Regions from separate parts of the Mus musculus genome. Here region 1 is linked to region 2. The links are chromatin contacts, found by Hi-C or POLR2A ChIA-PET in ENCODE. All regions are on one chromosome and are shown on one strand. The core of a region is the stretch at or near the end of the contact, and the rest is flanking DNA. Distances in the headings are between cores, read along the strand shown. Region 1 holds the start of Nfib (nuclear factor I/B). Region 2 overlaps Nfib (nuclear factor I/B).

Evidence for each region. A loop is a pair of places that touch in the nucleus more often than their neighbours do. ChIA-PET counts read pairs that join two places held with the same protein, here RNA polymerase II (POLR2A).
Region 1: a loop to region 2 is called in a map of heart, with 2.5 times the contacts of the local background. The contact joins the promoter of Nfib here to the enhancer-like site in region 2. A Hi-C loop is called at or near these places in 5 of 37 maps with a recorded cell type or tissue (adrenal gland and heart). POLR2A ChIA-PET finds 5 or more read pairs at or near these places in 3 of 5 experiments (Patski and embryonic stem cell).

The regions. Positions count from the first base shown.
Region 1 is chr4:82,502,436-82,509,233 of GRCm38, forward strand. It overlaps Nfib (nuclear factor I/B), which reads right to left and starts at 3,344. Exons shown (of 12, transcript NM_001113209.2): 1 at 2,296-3,344. The coding sequence starts at 2,325. It overlaps Gm11266 (predicted gene 11266), which reads left to right and starts at 5,554. Exons shown (of 2, transcript NR_137202.1): 1 at 5,554-5,794.
Region 2 is chr4:82,462,143-82,469,029 of GRCm38, forward strand. All of the region lies in intron 2 of Nfib (nuclear factor I/B), which reads right to left. It also overlaps 2310067E19Rik. Among named protein-coding and RNA genes, the nearest start is that of Nfib, 40 kb to the right of the region's middle. Within about 2 kb of position 4,754, at least 1 of the 3 ENCODE cell types and tissues checked has a DNase peak (open chromatin) inside an H3K27ac peak, as active enhancers do; it is heart, where a contact is called at or near this core.

The sequences.
Region 1 (6,798 bases), core at 2,094-4,593, 39 kb after region 2:
CTACACCAAACTACCTTGCTAAATATCACGGTTAATAGTAGCATCATTTAAATTAGGATTTTACAAAACCTACATGCATTCATGTAAGACCTGAGGTACTTCTTAAAGTTTCTAACAAATTAACAATGTATTTTACTTTGTATCTGTATGTCTCAAAACAGGTTATGAGGCAGCTATCATGCTCCTGTAACATAAAACTAAAGTACTCATCTGATACAAAAGTAACTCATTAGTATATTCTCACTTTTGCAATACCTTAAGTTACCTACATAGTTAGTTGAGAATTCTAAAGCTGCAACTCCTTCTCTGGTAGGCCTTAAGTTCCAAAACAGTGCTAATACACAGATTTATACTGCTAAAATAACAAAGAATGCGTAGTCATCACCCTGAATTACTGTTAGTAAGTATGTGTCCTTGAATAGAAATGTGATAGTTGCGTGATTGTGCAGTCTAGGCCCCTACCACCTCATGTGTCAGGATTCTGCAATAGTAGTTCTAACATACACAAATTAAGATGGGGCTAGTGACTTTTTAATGCTTATTTAGGAGATACTAAAAATGCAATGCAATTGCTAGCAGTTCCCCAAAAACAAGTGTTGGAAACACAAATATGAACTCACATGCGATCATCCAGTCCTTCCCAGGTAAGAATAAGCTAGGCCATACTTTGTGAAGGAAAAGCTTACTTCAATCTGTTTCCTTTGATCACAATGTAGAAAGAATAGAAATGTTCATGGTTTACCAGAAAAAGATGGAAAAAAAAAAAAAAAAAGAAAAGCCCGCAGATAGATAAATAAAAGAAACTTTTAACACTACAGGCGATGTGCTATACCTGAGCTAGTCCTTTCCTATTCGTGGGTTACTATCATTCAGAGCTTTTAAAATACAAATAACTCAAACAACCCATTTTTCCAGTTTTGTTAAATTTAAAGTGCACGTTTACTTGCTTAAAATAGCCATATCTAAGTTAATCATACTCAGATGCCAAACAAAATATAAACAATAAAAAATGTGTCAGCCAAAAAGCTACAGGGCTGTGTCCAATCACTGAATGCCCCTTATCGTTGTTCTCATCTTCATTCACAATTTATGAATGCCGCAGTCCTTTTGAATCACAATGGTTTCTAATTGTCATACAATTGAAATCTTAATTATTTGTTCATTATAAAAATGCATCCTCATAATCTTAGATTTTTAAAACTTTAAGACAACCAAAACTAGGCAATTATGTTTCACTTTCTTGACAATGTCAATGAAAAATTTCAATGACCCAATCTAGACTCATACTCTTAAAAGTTGGAAGTAAACTGTCCCATAACTTTCAAGGTTGAATTAACTGCTGTAAATTAACAGTTCTGGACTAGGCTGTTTAAGCTATCATCAGTTGGTGAGTTCGTCGGGCATCCATGAAAGGATGAAAGCGCCCCAGGTAAGTCTCTAGATCTGACCACTTCTTCATTTTACCATCTGACTGAAGGGATAGAAACTAGTTTGGGTTTTTAGGTATAAAGACAGTGTTTTACCTCCTAACGTTGTTCCTTAAGGCAAATTTCCAAGTTAAAAAAAAAAATCTCACTTTTCTGATACTACTTTATGCCTTGCGAGCGATGTTCAAATATCATCAAATGAACAAGTCTCACTTTTAAAACAAACGTGTCCTAAAAGTCCTAAAAATTCACCACAAACACTTCAACTTCTTGTCAGCGTAAAAGATCGCCTCTGAAGTGAGGTCTTTAAAAACCCGAAATGTGGGTCACTGTAGAACAGGACTTTAGGCACCCCAAAACGCAAAGTAATAAGTCCTCTGGACCACCACCTAGACTGGCGGCGTCACCCGCCCACTGTGGGCAGCAGAGTCCAAAGGCGCTCAAGCCTAGTTCTCAGCCCCTTGCCCAAGAGTCCATCTACAGACGCTCCCAAGCCGGAGTCCGCCCCACGCGCACCGGCCAGGGAGTGAGGGTGCCGCCGCGGCCACCACCGCCGCCGCTGCCTTCGCCGCAATCTCCTTAGGGGCGGACAGGGGCTCACGGCCGCAGGTCTCGGCCCTGCCCACCCCCAGCAGCCTCGCCCGCCCGGTGCCGGCTCTCCCCGCTCGGGCGCTGGGATGGGCGCACACGGCAGCCGTGGTCCCACGCCGCCCGCACAGCCCACCGCAACTCCGCACTACTTCTCGGGGAAGACCAGGGTGTGCCAAGGTTAGGCAAAGCCTTTGAGGGTCTGCAGCACAAGAGCAAGAAGACACAACAAAGGCGTCTGGGGCCAGAGAAAGCTCGAGAAAGCGACCAAGATAAGTACCTGAGTGAGACAGATGGGAGAATACATCATGACTTCGCCTTAAAACGCACTTTCCCGGAGATGCCCAAGAAAATCTTCCAGAAGCAAGGATTTCATCTATTCATTTTACAGTCATCTGAGCCCAGCGATGCGATCAATCAGGACGGGGCACTGCGCCGGTTCACCGCAACTTCGCAACAAACCCAGTCCTCCTTAAATAGCCAAAGATTCAAGTTCACTCGGCGAGCTAGATTTCCCGGGGTGAAATCCAATCTACACTTTTAACCCTCTTGCGGTTCGCGCGCGCCGGCCGAGCTCTCCGAGGCTGCCGCCGCTGGTGCAGGCTGCTGGTCGCCTGGTTTAGGGGATTTGTTTTCTGTTTTGCAGTTGTTGTTGTTGTTGTTTGTTGTTGGGGGTTGGGGTGCGCGAGGGTTCGGTGTGGGTTGGATTGGGGTGATGGTGGGTGGTGAAATGTTTTTTTTAAAAAAAGGCGGGGAGGGGGGCGCAGGAGGCCAGGCGGTGGGGAAAGCGAGGAGAATGTGTCACCGCGCTGGTAAAGTTCAAGGTTACCGCCGCCAACACTGCAGCAGGATCCGGGAGTGGCGATCGCAGGCGAAACTTTGCTGCGAGCCGACCACGTGTGTGCGCGAGGGGGAGCGCAAGCGAGTGCGCGCGGGTGGCGGGGCGCGCGCAGGAGAGGGCCGGGTGGGGGTGGGGGTGGGGGGGAGCAGGGAGAGGCCGGGGTGAGGGAGGGGGCGCAGGCGCGGAGCTCCCGGGCGGAAAAGCCTTTGCTGCGCTCCTGCCCCGCCGCACCGCCGCCCGCCCGCTTCGCCCCGGGTCTGACCCGCCGCGCGTGGACTCCGCTGCCGGTGCCGCTGGCCACAGCCCACGGAAAGGATCGGAAGGACCTCCTGAAAAAAATCCCAAACGATCGATCCCGCTTGGCTGCAAACTCCTCTTTTCTGTCCTGGGCTCTATTCCCCCTCCCTCTCTCGCTTTCTTTCCTTGAAAAACTTGCAAGTTGAAAGATTCACCGGTTCCACCCTCTGGACCCCGCTCGAGCTCTCTCCAAATCAGACTTAAGGATTGTTTTATTATTTAATTACACAATCACCGCTTTACTCCTCCTCCTCCTGCAAACGCGCGTTCCTTTTGCACCAGCCTCTCCACACCCCCCGCCCCCCACCTTCCTCCTCCTCCCGCGCGCCTCCCCCAGCCCTCGCGTCTCTCCCCCTCATTTGTTAAAGGTATCAGACCGGTGCCACAGTATTGGGACTTTTCTTTTCTTTTCTTTTCTTTTTTCTTTTTTCAAAAATAGCTCTTCTCTCTGCCACTCTTCGTTTACCCCCGAAAACCCGCCCAGGGAGAGGTTATTTCACTGCTCGCTGCAGACGCTCAAGACGCGAGAACATCCTAAGGGGAGAAGCCCTGAACCGGCCTGGGCCCAAGAAAGAAACGAATGGAAAATTCCCTCACACCCAGGCCGCCCCGAGCCGGGGCTAGGGCGCCGACTCTAGCACCCCAGGCGGCTGGAGGGAGAGGGAGGGTGGAGGCGGGGGCCAGAGTGAACTTGGCCTCCTGGAGTTGCAGCGGACGGGCGCGGAGCCCGGGGCGCGGCGGGCAGCCCAGCCCGGAGCTCGCACTGGCGATCGGAGAGGGGCGCCGGGGTCCCCAGGGTCCCCCGAGCCTCGCCGCAGCGGCCCGCCCTCCCCCGGCGCCCGGTGCACGTGGCCGCGCTCGGAGCGGGAAGGCCGCGCCACCGCTCGCCCCTCCTCTCCTCCTCCTCCTGCCGCGCTGGCCGCGTCCCAATCCCCACCCCCAGAGCCCGGGGCGCCGGCGGAAAGCGGCTCCCTTCCCGCGGGGGTGCGGGCAGGGCGGGGCCGCGGCGCGCCCGAGGCTGCGGGGCGGGAGCGCGCGGGGTGCGTGTGCGGCTGCGGGTCTCCCCGGCGGCTCCCGCCGGCTCCCCGCCCCGCCCCCCGCCGAGTGAATGAACTTGATTCCCGGGACCCTGGAGGCGACCGGCCAGCACCCCCTTTCGCGCGGGCACTCTCTCCCACACACACCGCCCCCCAAATTCCGGGTTTCCGCTAGGGGTGGGTGGGGAAATGGAGGAATCAAAGGCTGCCCCAGACAATGGAGAAAGAAAAGTGAGCGCCCGGGGCTCCATGTCGCCCTAGCTTGGGGCCGCCGAGCGTTTCCAGGCCCCCCGCGGCCTCCCGCTCCCACCCCGCGTCCTGGACTTTCCCCCCCTCAACTTTCTCCAGTCCTCGCACTCCTGACCACCGTGCCCTCCCCCAGCGGACCTGAAAGAACCAGTGACTTTTTCCTTCCCCAAGTGGAAGTTACCCACATCAAGCATTTCACAACGACACATCAAGAAAAGTAGGCAGGTTCAAGTCAACCATGAAATGGTCACTTTTTAACCCCGTCCTGTCCTCATTAGGGAAATGCTCAAACACAGTCCGTTTTCAAAAAGCGCTCTTAATGAGGCGAGCTTGCCAAGTCTACCAGCTGCAGCCCCTGTAAACCAAGAGCCTGGTGAAGAAAGGCGCAGGGGGTGGGGAGGCGGGGAGGGCGGCGGGTCTAGGAGGACAGGTAAAGTCGGGGGAAACTGTGAGAACCGGGGCGAGTTAACCCTTTAGGGCACGCGCCACGGGGAGCGGCCTCCGTGCCCCCGCTAGGCAAATCCTCTAGTTAGCGTTCTGACAACGTTAATTTCTTTTGTACTGGTCATTTCTTCTTCTTGAAAAGCTGGGACAAAGTTGACAGTCTTTATAGATGAAAGGAGGTGACAGTCGGGGTTAATCCAAATAAATACTCACTTCTCTCATAAATTTTAGGCAACCTCATCTTAACTTTTAAAAGAAAGACGGGACGGGAAGAGGGGGGGAATAAAAACGAACAATCCCAAAGCATCACTTTGTAGTGAGCTGCATCCCTTTTCTCACCCTCCCCAGAATCTGCGGGAGGGGGCGGGGACGCTCCACTGATAATACCAGCTTTAACTACTGGAGTTTCCCTTTGAACAAATATTCAATTTAACTGGAGTTAATTTACCATAAAAGACATTCCCCTTGGCGCGAATGCACTCATGTCCTTGAACACACCTCTTTGAATGCCTGGACTCTTACAGAAGCCATTATTTCGGGGTCTCTTTAAAAATCCAGCGCCCATCTCTCTGCTTCCCTCCCTTCCTCCCTCCCTCCCTCCTCACTACACCACCCCCAGCGAAATCCTGGCACCCAGAGAGCACTCTTTTTCAGCCAGAGCCCAGAAACAGCCGTTGTCCCCTGGCAAAAGAGGCCCAGTGCTGAGCCCTGGGCAAGTGTCTCCAGACATCCCTACCTTTTCTCCCTTTTATTAGTTTTCTTTCCCAACAGAACCCATTTACTTTGCCACTAAAACTAGGTTGCATCCAAAAGTTTCTAAACAAGCTTAAAAAAGAAAAATTGACACCATTATACAGAAGAATTCACAAAAGCTGCAGAGCGCCAGGGCAGAGAAGCAGCGACAGACACAGGTAAGAACCCAGAGAGCCCAAGATTCCAGGCCCCCCAGGCCCATCCCGGAGAGGCCCGGCTCGCTCTCAGGTGTCCCATGTCTGTGTTTGTACAGTGCTGATGGTGGCTATGGTACACGCTGATGGCCATAGGGGATGTTTTGTAGTTTGGGGTTTTGATTTGTTTCCAAGGAAAAAAAGCAACGGAAGAAGCAATAACAGTGTGGTGAGGAAAACCAAAAAGGAGCAAAGACTGAACAATAGATATCCGGGAGAGAAGGCCTTGGGGGGAGGGGGCATGCTGGGTGTGGAAGGGTTTGACTTTCAGACCTTGGAGTCAGAGTCAGGAAGGCTGACACTCCATGGGCCTCAAGCTCTGCCGCCTGCCCAAAGTTCAGGTTACTATGGGCCTTCCCAGGAAGAACCCGAAGAGAATGCCCCCTGGGAAATCTGACCTCCTGAGACCTCTGCTTTCTCTGGCTTCCCTCTGCACTTGTCAGCCACCTTCACTTTGAGAAACACCAAGGAGACAGATAGAAAGGATAGCTTACAAAGTATCTATGTTTTATAAAAGTAGGCTTCAAGTTGCTCTGCAGAAGTTTCTGATGCTGTCAAATGGGGAAAAAAAAAAAACACTTTGGTCCCTCTGTTCTCCCTTTCTTGCATTGGGAGCCATGAAAGGCCACCTACATTAATCTCAAAACCTGCCTGTGAAGTGCTCTCTCAACAACAGGGAGATCTGTTGCCATATTCCTAATCATCTCCTTGGACTATTCTCTGCTGCCACATTAGGGGAAATTGTCTTTTCTGACAGAAAGTTTGTTGAATTCTAAAAGAAAAGTCAGGGCTTCTAATGGGTTTTCAAAACCTAACTGTATATTTAAAAATACACGTTGTTACCCAGTCTAGGTCTTTCTCTGATCTCTAGAGAGGAGTTTGGTATCTCCTGATACTGATTTGTTTTGTTTTGTTTTGTTTCTTTCTTCTTTGTAAAGAAACTGCAGAGACAGATTGCAAAGCCTGGG
Region 2 (6,887 bases), core at 3,504-6,003:
AAGGAAAGCTCTCGTGCCAAGTCTTCCACATAGCATGAGTTTCGTGATCCATGTGGTCATGCTACTTTAAATATGCCTGTAAGTACAACCTTTGTATAAAAAAGAAAAAAACTAAGACACAGAATCAGGGCCAGTGAGATGTCTCAGCAGGTAAAGGCGCCCTGCTGCCAGGCCTGACGATCTGAATTTGATCCCATGTGGTAGAAGGACAGAACCAACCACAAGTTGTCCTCTGACTTCCATATACACACCATGGTGTATTTCCCCTTTAAAAAAAAAATCAAAGCAAATAAATGTAATGTTTAAAAACAACAACAACAACATATATGAGTGGGGGGAGGGCTGGAGAGATGGCTCAATGGTTAAGAGCACTGACAGCTCTTCTAGAAGTCCTGAGTTCAATTCCCAGCAACCACATGGTGGCTCACAACCATCTATAATGGGATCTGATGCCCTCTTCTGGTGTGTCTAAAGACAGTGACAGTGTACTTATATACATTAAATAAATGAATGAATGAATGAATGAATAAATGTTTTTATTTTTAAAAAAATGAACCAGATACATTCTTTTTGTTTGTTTGTTTCTTTCTTTGGGTTTGGGGGGGGGTTGTTGTTGTTGTTGTTTTTGTTTTTTGTTTTTTTGTTTTTTGTTTTTGTTTTTTGTTTTTGTTTTTTGTTTTTGTTTTTTGTTTTTGTTTTTTGTTTTTCGAGACAGGGTTTCTCTGTATAGCCCTGGTTGTCCTGGAACTCACTTTGTAGACCAGGCTGGCCTCGAACTCAGAAATCCGCCTGCCTTTGTCTCCCGAGTGCTGGGATTAAAGGCATACGCCACCACACCTGGCCAGATGCATTCTTTAACTACAAGATATTGACCTTACTCTTCTGCTAGCAAAATCCTAGTCACACTCAAACCAAATACTGACAAGAAAGTGTACTTTCTCAGGACCTATGAGTTTTCCTTTAATCCTTTCATTATAAAAAACACAACACAACGATAAAAACAACCTAGAGGAGGAAAAGGAAGCTTAATTGAATAGAACAAAATTTAAGTGGCGAGCTACACATATTTGATTAATTTTACATTACATATTTTGAAAGGCAAGCTCATTATTTATACAGGTGCTGCCTGACCTCTATCCTGTGATTTATTCACTTTTAACCCATTAATATGCATACCATAAACAGCAGCAAAAAACCACATGACCTCACACCACTGTCTCAAGACACTGCACTTCCATCACTAAGTAAACTATTAGATGGCCTGGTGTTGAGACACTACGCCCGTCTGGATAAGAGAAAACAAGACTTTCCCTCCCATGAGGAGAAGAGAACCCCTGGGCAGTGCTTCGGCTCCTGCCACAGCTACCATGCTATTTGTCCTTTCAAAGGTACCTGTGCACCCGGCACAAACCTTCCAGGAAGCTTTCACGCTACTTACAGCATAATCAGTTGCTTATTGCCAAGGGAAGGACTCCCCCCACCCCCACCCCAAGAAAGACGATCTGCACACACTAATTTGAAAGACAGGGTAGGCATGCAAGTGTTTTAATAGCCCATTATCAAAAATTATCCCTTGGCTATAAAATCCCCAGACCATTGGCTTGAGATCAGCTCAAAGAAAAATGAGATTACAGAATTTAATCTAGTGAAGGGGAGTGAGAGATGAGTTTTAAAAAGCTTTAGCACACACACACACAGACACACACACACACACACACACACACACACACACACGGCAGAGAACCAAAACAAGATCAGCTTAGGAAAAAAAAAAAACCTTCCACACATTTACTTCATAGAAAGCTGACAGACCTCAAGATTCATTTTAAACTCAGAAAAGTAAGCGGTTACTTTGCACCATTTTAATCCAGAGTGGGAAATGTGCAAAGAAAAATTATAGAAAGGGTGATGGGAAACAGAGCAGCCTTTTGTCTTAAGTTTGCACAACCTAATTTAGAGCAATAAAGGAGAAACCTGTGTGTTCTGGGAAATGTCACGTCCATTACATACGTGGATAGGTATGAAGCACGGTCTCCGTAGGCCCTTCAGAAATTGCACACAGCCCCCCTAATGCAAACCAGGAGTCTCCGACTGCTGGATGAGCACTCCCATGTGGATACTTGCAGAGGGTCCCCTCGTCCATCCCACCCTCATTTGTGTCTGCCTAAAGGTCACAAGCATGGAAGTAACACATATGACACAAAGGTACCTCCCATCTGTCTCAACCTGGTGTCAGGGTCCTAGAGAACCACCCCCCTCCTCCCTGCAACCTCCACTCACTTGTTTCTCCTCCCCCTTTGCTCCCCCTACTCCCCTCCCCATGAGCATCTGCCTGGCCCAATCTCGCCTGGGCCAGCTCCAATAACAACATCTGCTTGGCAGCTTTTCAAGCCCACGGATAGTTATCTAACTGAGGCTTTTGTGCTGTACTGTTTATTCTATGTGAAGAAATGCCTCCTTAGTTGAAAGAGTACTTTAGAAAAACTGTGGAGCTATTAGCAAGTGAAGCACAGGGCTAATAACCCCACCTGCTCATCAGATTAATTATGACATCTGAGTCATTATAACTCAGAAAGAAAACACGACTGCAGATCTGTCGCATGTAGGAATAAACATGTATTAGGACCAGGGGGGAAAAAATCAGACCAAAAGATTCAGCTGGACAAGACACACTTCCACCTCTCAGAGACTAGAATATGGATCTTATGCCGCTCAAAGGGATGCCAAGGAAAAGGGGACCGCATGCCTGGCTGCACTACCACACTGTCGTTCCATGGAGCAAGGTGGGCACAGGGCACAGGGCACCTTGGGGGTACACTTTAAATCTCAGTAAGAATTTTGTTAAACAAACCAAAATGCTTTCCAGAATCAAGCTGCGGAGAAAAGTATCCTGCTCATAATGAATGGGACCCCGTGTCCTTCTCTACTGTCACCCAGGGTAGATGATGTTTCCCTTTGGGTTCACTTGCATTAAAATGTACATTTTAGGTACACTTTAGTGATGCTAATACATTTAGTAAGAGAACACATTAAATGCGAAAAGAAAAACTTGTCACGAAGTTCTTGTATTTTTTTAAAAACATGAGTAAATAATAATAACATTGTTGAAAGGCAAATACCAATCAGTGGCCATAAAAGAAAAATAGCATTTGAGAGTCCGATTATCTCCCAGTGCAGTTCATGATCAATACTATCCAGATAATATCTCACACTAGGAACCAGCAGGCTGTCATTGTAGATTCTGAACCTACAATGGCTTCTAACATCTCATTCTCCTCCATGTGCTGAAGAAACCTACAACTAGAGCACATGATTTCTAGATAGGGTAGCCCCCATTCCATCTGCTTTGTGCCATGATTTAGAAGAAATGTGTCATTTTAATATGTTAGCTTAAACTAAACATGAATTCATTAATAGAAAGATAACCACTAAAATTTTTTTCTGGGCTATCGATTTTAATGAAATCACATCTGCAAAATATTTGCATGAATCACGAGTAGTTTTCATTTTAACACGTTCCTGTTGAAAGTGTTTGCACCTGTACACTGAAGGCCTCGGCCTTCTTCTGTAACATCTTTATAACAGAGACAGCTCTTTTGGTTCCTTTGTCGAAGAAAACAAGAAAACAGGAACTGTCCTGGAAAAGCATGTGGCCACTGTGCTAATAGCATTAGCCTCTGTCCTTTCCACTTTACCTCCTCAGCATCCATAGGCTGCAGCAGCAACCAGCGAGAGAGAATGAGAGAGAGAGAGAGAGAGAGAGAGAGAGAGAGAGAAAATAAACCTGTTGTAAAAAGCAAAATCCAGGATAGTTCAGTCTCAACACCATACAACACTTCTACTTCCTTTGAGCTTGTTATATAAAATGAAAGCAAATCTCAGGAAACAAAACAATTAGTTTTTCCTCTCAGCAAAAGGCTTGTGTTAGAGTCCAGCTCTGAGAGTTGATTTATGTAAATATGTTACTTAACCACAACTTAAGATAGAAATCCAGGATAAACATAACAATGGGAATCCCGACACTCCACTTTGCCAACCTGGAAGATTTAGTCAGCCTGGACGAAAAGTGGGTTCCGGTTATATTGAGAGTGTCAGTTCTAAATCAAGGAAAGCAGGGATGCCAGCCCTGGCCAGCGATGAGATCAGTAAGCAACCAGCAGTGTTCAGAGGCCTCAGCCTGTCTCCACTTCCAACTGTGCTGCAAGGCAGGGCCTTCTTCTCAAATGCACACCTTGTAATTCCCCCCTTATCAACACTCTTCCTGTAGGAACCGCACATAGTGAGGCCTGAATGGACCTGAATTCTGTAAGCCAGGAAGGCCAGGTCCAAGGTAGCTAGCAGCCTTGAAGAGTTAATGACTGAAAATATTCTCCCTCTGAAAATAACTTTCGAGTTGCTTTTTAACAACTGGTTTGCACAATTATTAAATTCCTTTACTATGCTAGGTATCCCTAGGAAACACAACTGAAGTATCTGGCAACAGACCGTTGTGTGTTTCCCAAGACACAGTCACACACAGAACATGGTTGTGCTGATTAAGTAGAATGAACAAGAGGTCTGTCCAATCCTGAAAGGGAAAGAAAGAATTTTGTACAAATACCCCTAAGCACGTATCAGTGTTACTCTCAGGCTGAAATTCTAAAAGCATGCCAGAACGGGTAGCTGAGACTCAGCAGTTCCCAGGTATTCTCAGTCCCAGCACCCATCTCCACCACTTCCTGCACAGCGATCGGTATGTGGTCTTGAAAATACAAATGTTCATGTTTCCTGACTCTGGGCTGCAAAGGAAAAGTCCCCTCCCTGGAGGCAGAGCGCCAGGATTTGGTGTCTGACCCGGTTCACCACAGTACAGCAGAATGGTATACACCAAGACCGAGCTCAGGGAAGCAGCCTCTGTCCTCTTCTCTGAGGCCCAGAGACAGATAAGGCCCTAGTGCGAGATGCAGTCAGTGGGCAACATTATCTGCCAAGTATGTAAGGAGGTATCGTAGGTGGATGGTCACTAGTCTGCAAAGCTAACTTGGTATGTCCAAACGTCTGATGCTCCTGCAGATCTCTTGATCTACAGGAAGGATAGGAAAGGAAGAAATAGCAAATGCAAATATTCTTTTTTAAAACTTATTTTTACTGATAGTTCTTCCTATGCAATCTTACTCTCTCCTTCTCTTTCTGGCATCATTTACACATACACACACGTACACGTGTATACATCCACACACAAATACACGCACATAAACATGTACACACATACACAAAGATATCATGTAATATTAAGAACAGTCTTCTGTAATGTTTTTCAGAATCTCTCAGTGGCTTAAGAGGTCAACAACCAAGAGCCCCTACTGTCAGAAGGGGTGCCTTCCTAGAGCCCCACCCTCACTCCTTAGTCCTAATTAAGTAAATTTACTTCTGTGCTGGTCTGAGTTGCTTTTGTTTTTTCTAACAGCTGCAGTTAAAGGAAGAACTGCTCCTCACTCTCCCTTCTGGAGTATCCACTGCTATGGCTGGCTCTACTGAAAATTTAGGCTTGAACTTAAAAAGCAACGCATCTCCGGCATGCCGAGAGGATCACACAACTTTTGAGAAATATATACCAGGAGGCATATAAATTGTCTAAATTCATAGACTAAAGAGGGAAGTCCTAACTGTTAGTAAAGGCAGGTACTCTACCGGTCCGACAGCATCTAGAAGGATAATAAATAACCTTGAAAACACACAAGGAGGAAGCCAGGCCTGCTCCATAGCTCAAGGAACTCATTTTATGAGAAAGCCAAATGAATGCAGTGAACTTTTTGAAAACATTATTTAGGTAAGAGATAAATAGAGTATTGTTTTCTCGATCATTGTCTCATGAGGAAACCAACTCTTCCTGGAGAGTAAGTCTGACAGGACCTTTGATTAAAAAAAAAACAAACCCATGAGTAAAATGTCATCAAAATCTGGCTGAGTGGCCTCAGATTGGATGCTGTGGCCCTGCTATTGATCCTTCCAAACCATTTCCTGGGGCCTAAGCCTCCAGCAGGACCCCTCAGCTCCCAGACAGGCAACTCTGCCTGTGTCTCATACTAACTGAGGACTCCCGAGCTCACCATTTTCCATATATCTGATGTCAACTTCCTCGTCAGCCAGCATTCACGCACTCTAATCAGAGAACACACTTAAACTCATACTGGTTCTAGAGTTTTTGCAACTGTCAATCTCACAGTTGTAATAAGACAAATAATAGTGATGTATCATTGGAGTTGCAGTAAACAAGGAAGACCGGGTTTGTGGGGCATGACTAGGGAGCTCCGCCAGGACAGGGAGGCTCGGTAGCAGCTCCTGAGCCATCCCAGTCACCAGCATGACCTCCAAGGATAATGTCTGTGCACATAAATCCTCAGTCTCTTAATCTCAGTTATGTGTGTTGATCTAAGAGACAGGGCGACCCTCTCCTCCGCTGCAGACCAGGAACTGAACCGCTGCTGCAGCCGAGGAGGCAAATGCCATGTTCCCAAGCAGCTATATGAAGTACTGCTAAAAGCAAATAAATCAGGCAGCCTCTTACTTCTCGCCAACCCTCACCTGTGTTTTTATTTTACTTTTGTAAACTCAGTAAACTTCATTTCTCTAATCCTCATACGCCAAAAGTCTAAAAACAGGTGATGTTCAAACACTTGCCAGTACACACACACACACACACACACACACACACACACACACACACACAAAGTCTTTCTTAAAACTATGGAGGGAGCTGGGCAGTGGTGGCACACGCCTTTAATCTCAGCACTTGGGAGGCAGAGACAGGTGGATATCTGAGTTTGAGGCCAGCCTGGTCTACAGAGTGAGTTCCAGGACAGCTAGGGCTACACAGAGAAACCCTGTCTCAAAACAAAACAAAACAA